Linked DNA regions of Homo sapiens: regions 2 and 3 are each linked to region 1. The links are chromatin contacts, found by Hi-C in ENCODE. All regions are on one chromosome and are shown on one strand. The core of a region is the stretch at or near the end of the contact, and the rest is flanking DNA. Distances in the headings are between cores, read along the strand shown.

Region 1 (4,189 bases), core at 95-2,594:
TAAATTAAACTCGTCTAAAACACATTTGAAAGGAAAATGATTCCGTGCCAGTTGTACAGATGCCAAAACTAAAGCAAAACAAAATATCCTGTTCGAGATGTGAGAATTCTTTCAAATAAAAACAGAACAAATATGGCATGATTATCTGTTCTGGATTTCTGATCTCTGATGCTAACACGATGCGTGAGTAGCTCAAGTCCTAACTGTAAAGTCAACACGGTCACCAAATAATCAGCGGTCACAGCACTTCCATTTCTAATCGCTTAGAGGAGGAAGCTATCCGCCGGCTCACTTTCCGGTTTGTAGCTTACAACGGTCGCGGGACCCACAGGGACGCGGCCCGAGTGGCTCTGCTCCGGCGTCCCGTCCGCACGGATCTCCCCCGGGACGCGGGCGGACCAGGGAGCACTCACCGGCAGTCCTTGAGCCATATCGCGATCTTCTCGTTGGGCACGTTTCCTGGGGGTAGAGAGAGGGGACAGCACGTTACCACCCAGGAGCACTACGACGGCGGAGTCACCCTGGACCCTCCCAAGTAGGAAAATCTACCACGGCAAATGCAGCCTAAGCGACACGTCTCAGTGTCCCTTGGCAGGGAAATCGGATGGCACCCAGTTGTCTGTGTTGACGCTGGGGGCGCCTCGTTCAGCGCGCGCGTTTGAAGGTCGGAAGTGTCCCCTCTCCCCTCGGCCTACCGTGCCCGAGGCTCTCCCAGAACTCGTGGCAGGCGCCCAGGGCGCACGAGACTCTCCCCAGCCCACCAGCCTCCCCCCGGAGCCCGGCCGGGAGCACCGACCTCTTCCCCCCGCTGCCGGCAGCTGCGCGCCGGGGAGGTCCTCCTCCTCGTCCTCCTCCTCGTCCTGCGTCGTCGCTTCTGTGGACAGATCCTCCGTCTCCGACGCTTGCCAGGAGCTGCGGCACTTGGCCCAGGCCTTCCTCCTGCGACTCGCCACTTGCCACTCCAGTTCCTCCTCCGCCTCCGCCGACGACGACAGGGGCCGGTCCATGGCCGCACTGGGGGCTCCGCTACCCCAGCCGGACCCTGCGCGAGACAAGGCGGCGGCAGGGACCCCCGCCCTTGCTGTCAGCGCCCGGCCGGGCAGGGGGCCCCGGGGAGCTGAAGCGGGCGCCGGAGGAGGAGGAGGAGGAGGAGGGGACAGGGAGGGAGGGAGGGAAGGAAGGGGAGGGAAGGGGCGGAGGGCCGGCGCTTCACATGAAGGCGGCCGGGCGCGCGCGGGAGCGCTAGTGGCCCGAGGGAGCGCGGCTGGGAGCCGAGCGCCCGCCCGGCCCCTGCTCCCCACCCCCTGCCTGACGCGCCCGGAGCAGGCCGGCCGCTGCGCGTCTGCGCGCCTTCCCTCGGCGGCGGCCCACGCCCCCTTCCGGCCGGGGCCGCGCGGGGCGCGGTAGGGCGGGGCGCGCCCGGCGCGACGCGGAGCAGGCCAGCCCCCGACTACTGCCCGCGGAATGGGCAAGATTAGTTTGTTAATAATCTTTCCTCCTCTCCTCCTCCTCCTCCCTCACCTAAAAATAGAACGTAAGTGGGGAGGCCAAGTCTCACAAAACATCCCCCGCGAGAAAACAAGTGTCTGCTTGGGCACCCTGAAACATACACTTGAAAGAGTCGCCTGAATATAGACTCTTTAGTGTCCAAGGAATTGGGGTAAGGACGGAAAGAGGTGCTTGATTGGTGTTGCCAAAATGTAAAAACTGCAAAAGACTAAGCTTCCTGGAGTGCTACTTTCATACTTAAAGTTATTTATCGTGTTTATGTTATGAATGAAAATGAATTGTGAAAGGATATTTAATCTGGAAATTTCACATTGAAGTTGGACTTTGGTGAGGGAGAATAGAGGAAACAATTGGGACAATGTGGAGATAGTTGCTTGGATTTTGGTGAGACAGCATGATACAAGAAACAAATGATGTCAGGGTTCAAAACTTTTTAAAGCCAGCTTTGGCATTCCGTTTTGTTATGTTTAAATTCTCATTAGCAAAAATACTCAAATTCTATCCAAAACCAGACACAATGTGACAGACCTATCAAGCAGCATTGTTCCCCTAAATGTTACATCTGAACTATACATATAAGTAAGGCTTCCAATATTTTATTGTACTTGGCTATGCTCTGAAGAACAAGTTAGAACACTTTTTAAAATCTTAACGTGATTGAAAAGAATATTTTGCGTAGACAAAATATTTTAAGGAAGGAATTATTTTTCATTTGAAATTAAAATCCAGAGCATAGTAAAATTCCTAATGGAAGCATTCGAATTACAAGGTAATTAAGTGCATTGTCATTGATAGCTACAGGAAACCATAACTTTTGGAGAATTTGGAATGAAGAATGCTCTGGAGATGAAATAGTGCCTAGTTTTTGTCCAGGCATTTACACATAAGTCATAGACTACTAAAATAGCACACTGATTTTCCTGCCTTCATTCTTTCCTATCTCCTTTCTAGCGCATTGCTCTAGATTTACAATTCCAAGACATCTTCTAATGGTTTACTAATATCCCCAAGATCAAATCCAAAATCCAGACTAGCTTTCCAGAACCATCATAATATTCTCCTGAGTCTCATCTATGTACTGCCAAATGTCAGGGGAGTTAGAACAGTGATATTAATATCTCTATGGCTTGAAATTTCACTACTAGAAAATCTTTTCTTTGAACCTATAAGACTTTCTCAGCCTTCAAGGGTCCTGTAGTAGGATGCAGCTAACAGTTTAATGGCTCTCCAAAATAGGTCAGAGTCTCGCTGCCTGTGTGGAAGATGAAAAAGAGAATGAATAAAGAAGGTACCTAAGAAGAAGCATTGAAAGGGCTGGTCAAGTGCCACAAAATATGCTGCCTTCAAAGTTTTATCCAGGGTTCTTACGTATCCACCCTGTTCCTCTGCTGCTCCCAGCTTCAATTCTATCATATCTAAGTGCTGTTGCCTACTCTGTCTTTGCTAATTAATTCATTCCTGTTCTTTCTGTCCACTACCTTCATGACTTTCAAAATCTAGCTAAGCCAGAACTTTTTGACTCCACCATTCCACCACTCCTGATCACACCCCTCCCACAGGGATCTGATATACAACAGCATGTCTATGTCATTTATTTGGGGACTGGATTGTAGAGTAAATAATATGACTGGCCCTGGAAGGTATGTTTGGCTTACTAGCCAGATTGTAAATTGTGAGAGATGATAGAACATTCTTCAGTATTCTTGCACCCCTTACACTTTTAAATGCTGATCCCACAAGGGATAATGGGTCTTCTTGAGGTAGTTTCTGTTTTCTGTGTTCTTCAAAGAGACACCTAAATTGATTATTTTAAAATTTGCTTCATGTTATTTCTATAATGCTTATATTTTATTTAGGTTTGCAGTTGTTTAAATACACTTTCAGATGACAACAACAAAGAATTCTTGTGAAAGGCAATAATTAACCATAGTTTAAAAAAAAATCAAACAACCAGAGTCAAGTAATAAGGGGGAAAAATTACCAGCAGGTAACAAAGTAGAATATATACATTATTCAGTTTCCGGTAGCACAAATGTGTGCTTTCTTCTACATGGCATTTTTTAATGAAATATGTTGAGGGTATAGAAGTAATAGAGAAGGAAATCCTTGAAGTAGTATGCTATTGCCTTGAAAAGTAAGGTTTTTTCATTGTATTCTCAACTTTTACAGATGTTTTAAAATGCCCAAGGTATTTCATTTATTCGATAATGAATACTACACATGAAGAAAGTCTGCATGTTTGCTTCTTCGAGGATTTTCTCCCAAACAAGTACTATCTTGTACACCAACTGCAAATATACATTGCGAAGCTCTACATAAAGAGTATTGTCTGGGCCAGGCATGGTGGCTCACACCTGTAATCCCAGCACTTTGGGAGGCTGAGGCGGGGCAGATCACCTGAGGTCAGGAGTTTGAGACCAGCCTGACCAACATGGAGAAACCCTGTCTCTACTAAAAATACAAAATTAGCCATGCATGGTGGCGAATGCCTGTAATTCCACCAACTTGGGAGGCTAAGGCAGGAGAATAGCTTGAACCCAGGAGGCAGAGGTTGCGGTGAGCTGAGATTGTGCCATTGCACTCCAGCCTGGGCAAAAAGAGTGAAACGCTGTCTCAAAAAAAAAAAAAAAAAAGAGTATTGTCTGAATCAATGATGTTTGCAAGGTGGAAAAAGAAAGAA
Region 2 (4,462 bases), core at 1,018-3,517, 580 kb after region 1:
GGCAAAAACTCAGCACTGTGAATGAATGTCTTCTCTGAGAATCTTCCTTTCTTTATGATTAATATTAATCTTATCATCATATAAGTTCTTTCTGAATACAATGAATGAATGAATAAATAAATAAAATATGGAACAGGTATGAGATGAGTGAGTGAGAAAGGGAGAGAGACCCTAAAAATAAAAAAGTAAGAGGAACACTGGGGAAATAATAGCTAAAGAAAAGGGTAGTGAGAGCAGATGACTCATTGAAAAAGAAAGCACATCATTAATAATATTTATAGGTCTACAGTCTCTAATAATGGATAATGATAAAACTACCCAGGTCATATGCCTTCTAGGAGTGTTCTGTGTGTTCGTCTCCAGAGTGACACAATGGGGTAATATCCCAAAATTTGGTAAAGTATCAGTTGTATATTATTTTCTTTGTCATGTCACACACATAATATTTAGGTTATATTACCTCATTTCAAAAATTATGGTTCTTTGTCTTTCTCTTATGTTCTATTATATCTGAATACCAGACCTAAAATGATTTCTCATTAGATAAAGTTGTAGCTGTGCTAAAAAGAAATTCTATATGAGAAAATTAACTTGACACGAGGAAAGGTTTGTAGATGTTTACCTATGTAAAATTAAGTACCCAAATCAGGAAACAGGAGAGAAAATAAAATGGATTTTATACTTGCTGTAAAGTAAATCAAAAGCATACTCAAATCTGAACGAATTTCCAAATTGTATGACTTTAGGGAATTTTCTTTTAAGCAAATATTTGATCTACACATTGATATTGCACTTCTGCACTGTACTATAAAATACAAAATTTCATAACTGACATAACTATTCTTTGTCTGTAATGTGTAATTTCACAAGTCCTTTGTCACAATCAGACATCTGTATGCTGTGTCTTATGATCAGGAAGAGAAAAGACAATGAAGCTAAAGAGGCCACCCAGAGTAAAAGAACGAAAGAGAGAGAGAGAAAGAGAAAGAAAGAAAGAAAGAAAGAAAGAAAGAAAGAAAGAAAGAAAGAAAGAAAGAGAGAGAGAGAGAGAGAGAGAGAGAAAGAAAGAAAGAAAGAAAGAAAGAAAGAAAGAAAGAAAGAAAGAAAGAAAGAAAGAAAGAAAACCCTGAAAGTTGTTTGTGTTCATTGAAATTTAAGATACGCCAAAGTGCCTCATTGAAAGAGAGAAAACTGTAGAAGACTGAGCAAAAAGCTGGTCTTCCTACTATATAATGTTGAGACTTTTTTTTTTTTTAATGTAAAGTGATTGTAATCACTTGCTCGAATAAAGAAATCTCATCACTCTGGCAACACACTTAACAAACTAAAGAAAAACAAATAATGGAAATCACAGCGTGAGAAAGCTGTACTTGAAATATGCACTTGAGTGTTAGCATCTCTGAACTTTCAGCAGAGTCCTGATTTCGAAGATGGTGACCCAGAGCATGGAGCAGGTGTGAGCCTGGTGACTTTTGCCATGTTCTTTTTTTAGAGTCTGCTGCTGGTATCACTTTTGTCTTTGCCTCTTTAGTCGATTTCCTCATTTGATTGGGTGATTTCTAGAACCTTCTCCAGCTCTCACATTGTTTAACCCTGTACGACAACCTCTTTGGGGTAGCTATAGTGTGACAGGAAACACTAGTAGAGGGGAATTCACCTCTGCTGACCATTGACCCACATTTCCATCCCCGCAAACCACACTTACCCAATACAATTCTCTTTTGCGGATAAACGAGCTAATGATCAGAGAAGTTGAGTAGCTTTCCTTACTCGGCTGAGGGACTGGGAAAGCTGAAAGTCCAGTCAGTCATTTATGGCCCCATAGAACATTTGCTCTCTCTATACCAGCATTAACATTTTATTTGACTTTGCCCAAAATTGTCTATGAAGATCTGATTTAAACAATCTTTAGATTACCAGAAATTCTTATAAAATTCTGATTTCCTCCTTTTGTTGCTGTTGAGCCCTCCATCTGATGTTCTGCTTTCCTGAGACGTGTTTACTTAAACCATTGAGAGTGTATGTTTCCTCAAAGACATATTTCTCCAGAGAAAGGCTGAAAATACTATTTTAAGAAAGCTATCATTTTCTTGAGGCAGGTGGATAAATATATTTATGTCTGCTTTTGTTTTTTACTCCCTATTATCTAAAAACAATACTCCGAGGTTTATGTAAATTAGAGTGAACTTTTGCAGAGGGAAAAGCCTTTGCAAGAAATACCGATTACAAGCTGCAGTTCTCCTCCCTGATCACGCCCCACCCTTAGCAGCTGCTTCTGCTTCTTCTAAGCATCTACATCCAGCACTGGGGCATTTAATCTTCTGGTTTGGAGCTGAACATCAGGGTGCAACCAGCCCTCCTACTATACATATGTAATAGAATTAATACGGATTGGAAATAAAAAGACTAGTCATCCCTCAGGCACTGTACTAGACATTGATGTGAACTAAACAGACTTGGACCTCTCCTGGAGGAGCTTAGAGTATAGGGCAGGATCATCCAGTAGCGTCCCCACACACCTTGTATGACTATTTAAACATAAATTAATTCAAATTAAATAGAATTTAAAACTAAGTTTCTCAGTCACACATTGGCCTAATTCAAAGGCTCAATAGTCACATATGGACAGTGGCTTCCCTAATGGACAGCCCGGATTTTAGAACATTTCCATCAATACAGAAAGTTGTAATGAACAATGCTGGTAAAATCTATCACTAGAAGCATGGAATAAAATCAAGGTTCACCTGCCAGGACAGTAACACCAAGTCAGTGCAGGAGAGAAATCCCCAAAAATGGGTTTTCAGGTTTGGCAGAGAACTTGGAAATAGATGTAAATGTACAGATATGCACATACATACCCAAGTTCAATATGTACCTGGATCTATTTCTAGAATTTCCATTCAGTTCCACTCATCAGTCTTTTTATCATGAGCTGGTGACACACTGTTTAAAAGATTTATAGTATAAAAAGATTTAAGTATAAAAGATTTATACTAGGTTTTAACATTTGTTATAACTAGTTCCCACTTACAGCTTTTCTTTTTAGTGTTTTTTTTTTTTTTTTTTTTTTTTTGAAACAGGGCCTCACTCTGTCACCCAGCCTGCTGGAGTGCTCACTGCCTGGCTCACTGCAACCTTGACCTCCCAGGCTCAAGTGATTCTCCTGCCTCAGCCTCCTGAGTAACTGGGACCACACTTGGTTATTATTATTTTTTTTAATGTTTTGTAGAGACAGGGCCTCACTAATGTTGCCTAGGCTGGTCATAAACTCCTGGGCTCAAGCAGTCCTCTCACCAAGGCCTCGCAAAGTGCTGGGATTATAGGCATAAGCCACCATGCCAGGCCCTATTCTTGTGTATGTATTTTTCTGCATAAACTTTAAAATAAACTTGTCTAGCTTCATAAAAACGCATGTTGATATTTTTATTGTACTTTTCATTTTTTCACATATTTTTGTTTGAAATATTTTTCCATATTTTAACCTGATTTTTTTTTCAGAGTATCTTTGGTTATAACATAGATTGCTATTTTTCTTTATAAAATGCAATTTTGGTAATAAATAATAAATTAATACATCCATGTTATGAATTAGTTTTCTTTTTTCATTTTATAAAATTTTAATTGAACTAAAACAAATATAACATTTTATACCTTTTTAAGTGTACAGTTTAGTAGTACACTATACTAAATCTATAGCAGAATTATGAGAGTTTTATATACCATCATTATGATAACAGTCTTATACTTGTATATATATTTACCTTTTATAGAGAGCTTTATATTTTCCTATGGTTTCATATGAAATCATATTATTTCATTGTTTCATTTTTCAATGTGAAGAATTCACTTTAGCATTTTTTTCTTTTATCATTACTTATTTATCTATTTTTAGTTCTGGGATATATGTGCAGGAGTGCAGGTTTGTTACATAGGTAAATGTGTGCCATAGGAAATAGTTATTTTCAACATCAAAATTATGTAAATAATATTTATTGAGCCTATTTTATATTAAGAACATTATATGTATTCTTAAATCCTCACAAATATAAAATATAAATTATTATCTATTTTATAGACAAGAAATCTGAAGCATGTAGAGATTAAGCCACTTGTCTAGAATATTTAAGCTGGGTCTATCTAAAATTAGAGCTCTGCACATATTGAAAACGTGAACTACTGCTTATTTTATAAAGTAACATTTATCAGAGTCCAAGTCATACAAAATTCCATAAAGAGAATGCATTTGGTTTCACTTGTGTTATAACAATCAGAAGAAAGATAGAATAATTATTTTTACTGAATTTGATTTTAAATGGTTGGTGACCACTAAAATGCATACGATAGTCTACAATGAAATAATATCAGACTCAAGAAAGTTGTGTTCCAGCCCCGTCATTATTACTGCTTAGCCAGGCATGTTTTGAGGGGATAGTTAATCCCTCTCTGTAGCTTGTCTTCTCTA
Region 3 (4,095 bases), core at 277-2,776, 730 kb after region 1:
TGGGAACCTCTGCCTAGATTTCAGAGGATGCATGGAAATGTCCGGATGTCCAGGCAGAGGTGTGATACAGGGACAGAGCCCTCATGGAGAACCTCTGCTAGGGTAGTGGAGAAGGGAAATTTGGGGTTAGAGCCCCCACACAGAGTCCTCACTGGGGCACTGCCTAGTGAAGCTGTGAGAAGAGGGCTACCATCCTCCAGACCTCAGAATGGCAGATCCACTGACAGCTTGCACTGTGTGCCTGGAAAAGCCATAGTCACTCCTTGCCAGCCTGTGAAAGAAGCGGAGCTAGAGGGGGAGTTGTACCCTGTACAGCCACAGGGACAGAGCTGAATAAGTCCTTGGGTGCCTACCTCTTGCATCAGTGTGACCTGGATATGAGACATGGAGTCAAAGAATATCATTTTGGAACTTTAAGTTGTAATGACTGCCCTGTTGGATTTCGGACTTGCATGGGGCCTGTAGCTCCTTTGTTTTGGCCAATTTCTCCAATTTGGAATGAGTATATTCACCCAAAGTGTGTACACCCATTGTATCAGGGAAGTAACTAACTTGCTTTTGATTCTACAGGCTCATAGGCAGAAGGGACTAGCCTTGTCTCAGATGAGACTTTGGACTGTGGACTTTTGAGTTAATGCTGAAATGTGTTAAGACTTTAGGGGACTGTCGAGAAGACACAGTTGTGTTTTGAAATGTGAGGATGTGAGATTTGGGAGGGGCCAGAGGCAAAATCATATGGTTTGGCTTTGTCCCCACCCAAATCTCATCTTGAATTGTAGCTCCCATAATTCCTATATGTCATGGGAGAGACCCAGTGGGAGGTAATTGGATCATAGAGGTGGGTCTTTCCCATGCTGTTCTCATGATAGTGAATAAGTCTCATGAGATCTGATGGCTTTATAAAGGAGAGTTCCCTACATACTCTCTCTTGCCTGCTGCCATGTGAGACATGAATTTGCTCCTCCTTTGCATTCCACCATGATTGTGAGGCCTCCCCAGTCACGTGGAGCTGTGAATCAATTAAACATCTTTCTGTTATAAATTACCCAGTCTTGGTTATGTCTTTATTAGTAGTGTGAGAACATACTAATACATGTGGGGAGTTGGAGGTGGAACGGGGTAAAGAAAGTGAGACAACTCTTCCTCTTCTTCCTCCTCCTTCTCCTCTCCTCTCCCTCCTCCACCACCACATTCTACTTTCTTTTCTTCACAGTTCAAAGGACTTCTGTCCTCAGCAGTTGGGGAAAGCCAAGATACATCTTCTATAGACTATTCTCTACAATTAGCCACAGGCAGTTTGCTACTAACTGTCCCTAAAGACAGATATCTGGCGGTCTCCACTGTAAACTAAATACATTCATGTTTTTAACACAACACAAAATCATGGATATGATCTTAGTAGTTAGGAAACCCCCCTTAAGTTTGTATTAGGACACGTACGTACCCAATACTGAACCATAAACATAAGACCAACTCAGCATCAAGCTTGCCCAGACCGAAGCTGCCTAAGAAAGGGATGACAGACCTAGGGCTGAGAAATGAAACTAACTTCATCACGGTTCCAGAGGATGTGGGTAGAAATCAAAATTAGACCCTCTAAAAAGGGTATGAAGAGGTGAACTCATGCTTGGCCCATTTTAACATCCAAAAACTTTGGGATCCAAAGTAGTAGGCAGCAACAGGAGCTGCTGGCAGTGGCCATCCTGTAGATAGCCAGGTGGTAGCATCCTTTTGAAATATTTTCTTCCTTTATTAAATGATTTTACTCCCACATTCTACAAATATATGTATCTTCAATTCTACATTCCCTATATTTGGGAATTGGAACATAGGTATCTGAGGGTACAATAATAGTTTCTAATTATTTTTCCTCCTGAGAAATTCTTGGTATCTTCCTCTTTTTGCTTTCCCTATGCCCAAACCCTCTCAATTCTTAAACACTCTTCACCAATCTAAGGTTATTTTGACAGACTTGCATGCTGTAACAAGATGTTTCCTCCTCTTGTCAAACCCATGTGTTTTTCATCCTGAGCAATGGCATTTTAAAAAATTATGTTCTTCAACATTATTTGTAAGGTCAGTGTTTCACTTCCCTATTCTTCTTTCTATGCCAGAATTCACAAATGCAGAAAGAGTTTTGTTGTTGTTTTTTAAATTCCACCTGTAAATCCAACCTTTTCAGTTTCTACCTTAGAATTAAAATTTATAAGAAATACATTCTAAATCATTTTCTCAGTGGTATCATTTCTTCTCAGTATATTCACAAAAGCATGAAGAAGTTGATGGGTTGTAAGAATCTTGGTACACCTCGTGACTTACCATGGAAACTATCCAGAACAGGTGGTCTCCAAATATCACCAGGATTTTTTCTCCAGAGCTGACATCAAAAATCACTATTATTCCATAGAATGTGAAAACCTTCTGTTTCATTAAAAGACCACAGTTTATATTTTGTGAGAAGAACCTTATCAAACTCCACAAGCACAGTTTCTTCAAATTTTTCTCTGTGGCATAATATCTACCTTCACTTGCCAAGATTTTAACTCTAATTTGTTTTCATCTGTCTCCTCAAGGTAGTTTATAATTTATTTATAAGGTATTTATAGTTTATTTTGTTTCTGTGTTATGTATGCTAGCATTTTGTCTAGGAGCTCTTCATTCTTCTAAATAAACTGAAGCCAAACCAGACGTTCCTCAAGAGGTTTCTTAAAGTTTTGTTGTGTTTTCCTCTACCATGTAGTAGTAATATTTTTTGCACACCTTTAGTGTATTTGAAAGCACTCTATATTTTTAAGCCTACCTTCTCTCTCAAAAGACTATATATTCTCCCTAGAATACACTATTTATTTTCAAATACACCCATCCACTATCACCACCACTGCACCTAATACATTCATGACATCAACTAGTGATCCAACAAGTGTTTGTTGAATTATAAAATGGAAAAAAAACATTCTTTTGGTGGCCATAATTACAAGTGAATTATAATTCTTGTAGTAGAACACCAGTGAAAATTATTGAATGATTTGGGGTGGTGGGTGGTTCTTTGAACTCTGAATGTTCACTTCTTGGGTACAAAGGTTACTAATTTTCTGAGTATTAGAAATTAACACTGATGTGCATCACCCAATGAGGCCAAACTCCTTCAGAAACCACAATAGTGTTGTAACAAAATCTACCTTTTCCTGCCTTTATCTGTATTTCCTATTGCTCCTTGCTTTTGGTATATCAGATTCCTAGAAACACTATTTTAAAGACTTATTAGGCTACTTTCCAATCTCTTGATCCTTCCTGTTAGAAATTTTTCATTTTTAATTGAAGATGTTAGATTCCAAAGAATAAAATGCATTTATGTCTTATATTTATATATCTTTACTTTTACCCAATCACAGTGAAACAGAAAATAAAACTAGAAATCCTTGTGTAATATTTTGGCAACTTGCTCTTGGTTTTCTTTTTTTTTTTTTTAGATAGGGTCTCACTCTGTCACCCAGGCTGGAGTGCGATGGTGTGATTATGGCTCACTGCAGTCTTGACTTCCCAGACTGAAGTGATCCTTCCACCTCAGCCTCCTGAGAGGCTGGGACTACAGGTATGCACCACCAAGCCTGACTAATTTTTTTTTTGCATTTTTTTTTTGTAGAGTTGGGGTTTCACACTATTGCTCAGGCTGATTGTTAACTCCTGGGCTCAAGGGATCCACCCACCTCAGCCCTCCACAGTGCTGGCTGGTATTAGAGGTGTAAGCTGCCACACCTGGCCCAGTTTTCAAGTATTTTTAAAACCCCTTTTACAATTGTATAACAACAACAGGAAAAAAAAAAAAAACAACAGATTCTGAAATAGATCAGAGAAACAGAGAGTAAATTCTAATAATTAGAATTAGAGATCAAATTCCAAGGAATTTACAACTCAGCAAATACTAATTATCACCAACATACTGTTCATTGAAACTACTCTTTGGTCTATTAATCTTTATAAAAATTATTCATCTTGAAACCTCCAGGACCTAGCGTTGGGTCTAGTATCTAATAAGTAAGTTTAGTGAATCTATAGACAATATTGGATCACGTACCAAGGAGAGTTAATGATAGA

The links. A loop is a pair of places that touch in the nucleus more often than their neighbours do. Pooled maps may share reads with other maps.
Region 2: a map of B cell shows a loop between it and region 1 (4-fold over the local background). The contact joins the enhancer-like site here to the promoter of ITPRID2 in region 1. A Hi-C loop is called at or near these places in 2 of 168 maps with a recorded cell type or tissue (B cell and naive thymus-derived CD4-positive, alpha-beta T cell), 11 of 37 single-sample maps with no recorded cell type and 14 of 50 pooled maps.
Region 3: a pooled map shows a loop between it and region 1 (3-fold over the local background). The contact joins the enhancer-like site here to the promoter of ITPRID2 in region 1. A Hi-C loop is called at or near these places in 1 of 168 maps with a recorded cell type or tissue (B cell), 1 of 37 single-sample maps with no recorded cell type and 4 of 50 pooled maps.

The regions. Positions count from the first base shown.
Region 1 is chr2:181,888,885-181,893,073 of GRCh38, reverse strand. It overlaps ITPRID2 (ITPR interacting domain containing 2), which reads right to left and starts at 1,344. Exons shown (of 18, transcript NM_001130445.3): 1 at 797-1,344; 2 at 414-459. The coding sequence starts at 1,007. RefSeq lists silencers at 708-847, 1,138-1,467.
Region 2 is chr2:181,309,841-181,314,302 of GRCh38, reverse strand. The region is part of intron 3 of LINC01934 (long intergenic non-protein coding RNA 1934); the gene reads right to left. Among named protein-coding and RNA genes, the nearest start is that of MIR4437, 6.4 kb to the right of the region's middle. RefSeq lists an enhancer at 1,386-1,435 and a silencer at 4,355-4,462. Within about 2 kb of position 2,267, at least 7 of the 41 ENCODE cell types and tissues checked have a DNase peak (open chromatin) inside an H3K27ac peak, as active enhancers do; they include B cell, where a contact is called at or near this core.
Region 3 is chr2:181,162,847-181,166,941 of GRCh38, reverse strand. All of the region lies in intron 1 of LINC01934 (long intergenic non-protein coding RNA 1934), which reads right to left. Among named protein-coding and RNA genes, the nearest start is that of LINC01934, 41 kb to the right of the region's middle. Within about 2 kb of position 1,526, at least 4 of the 41 ENCODE cell types and tissues checked have a DNase peak (open chromatin) inside an H3K27ac peak, as active enhancers do.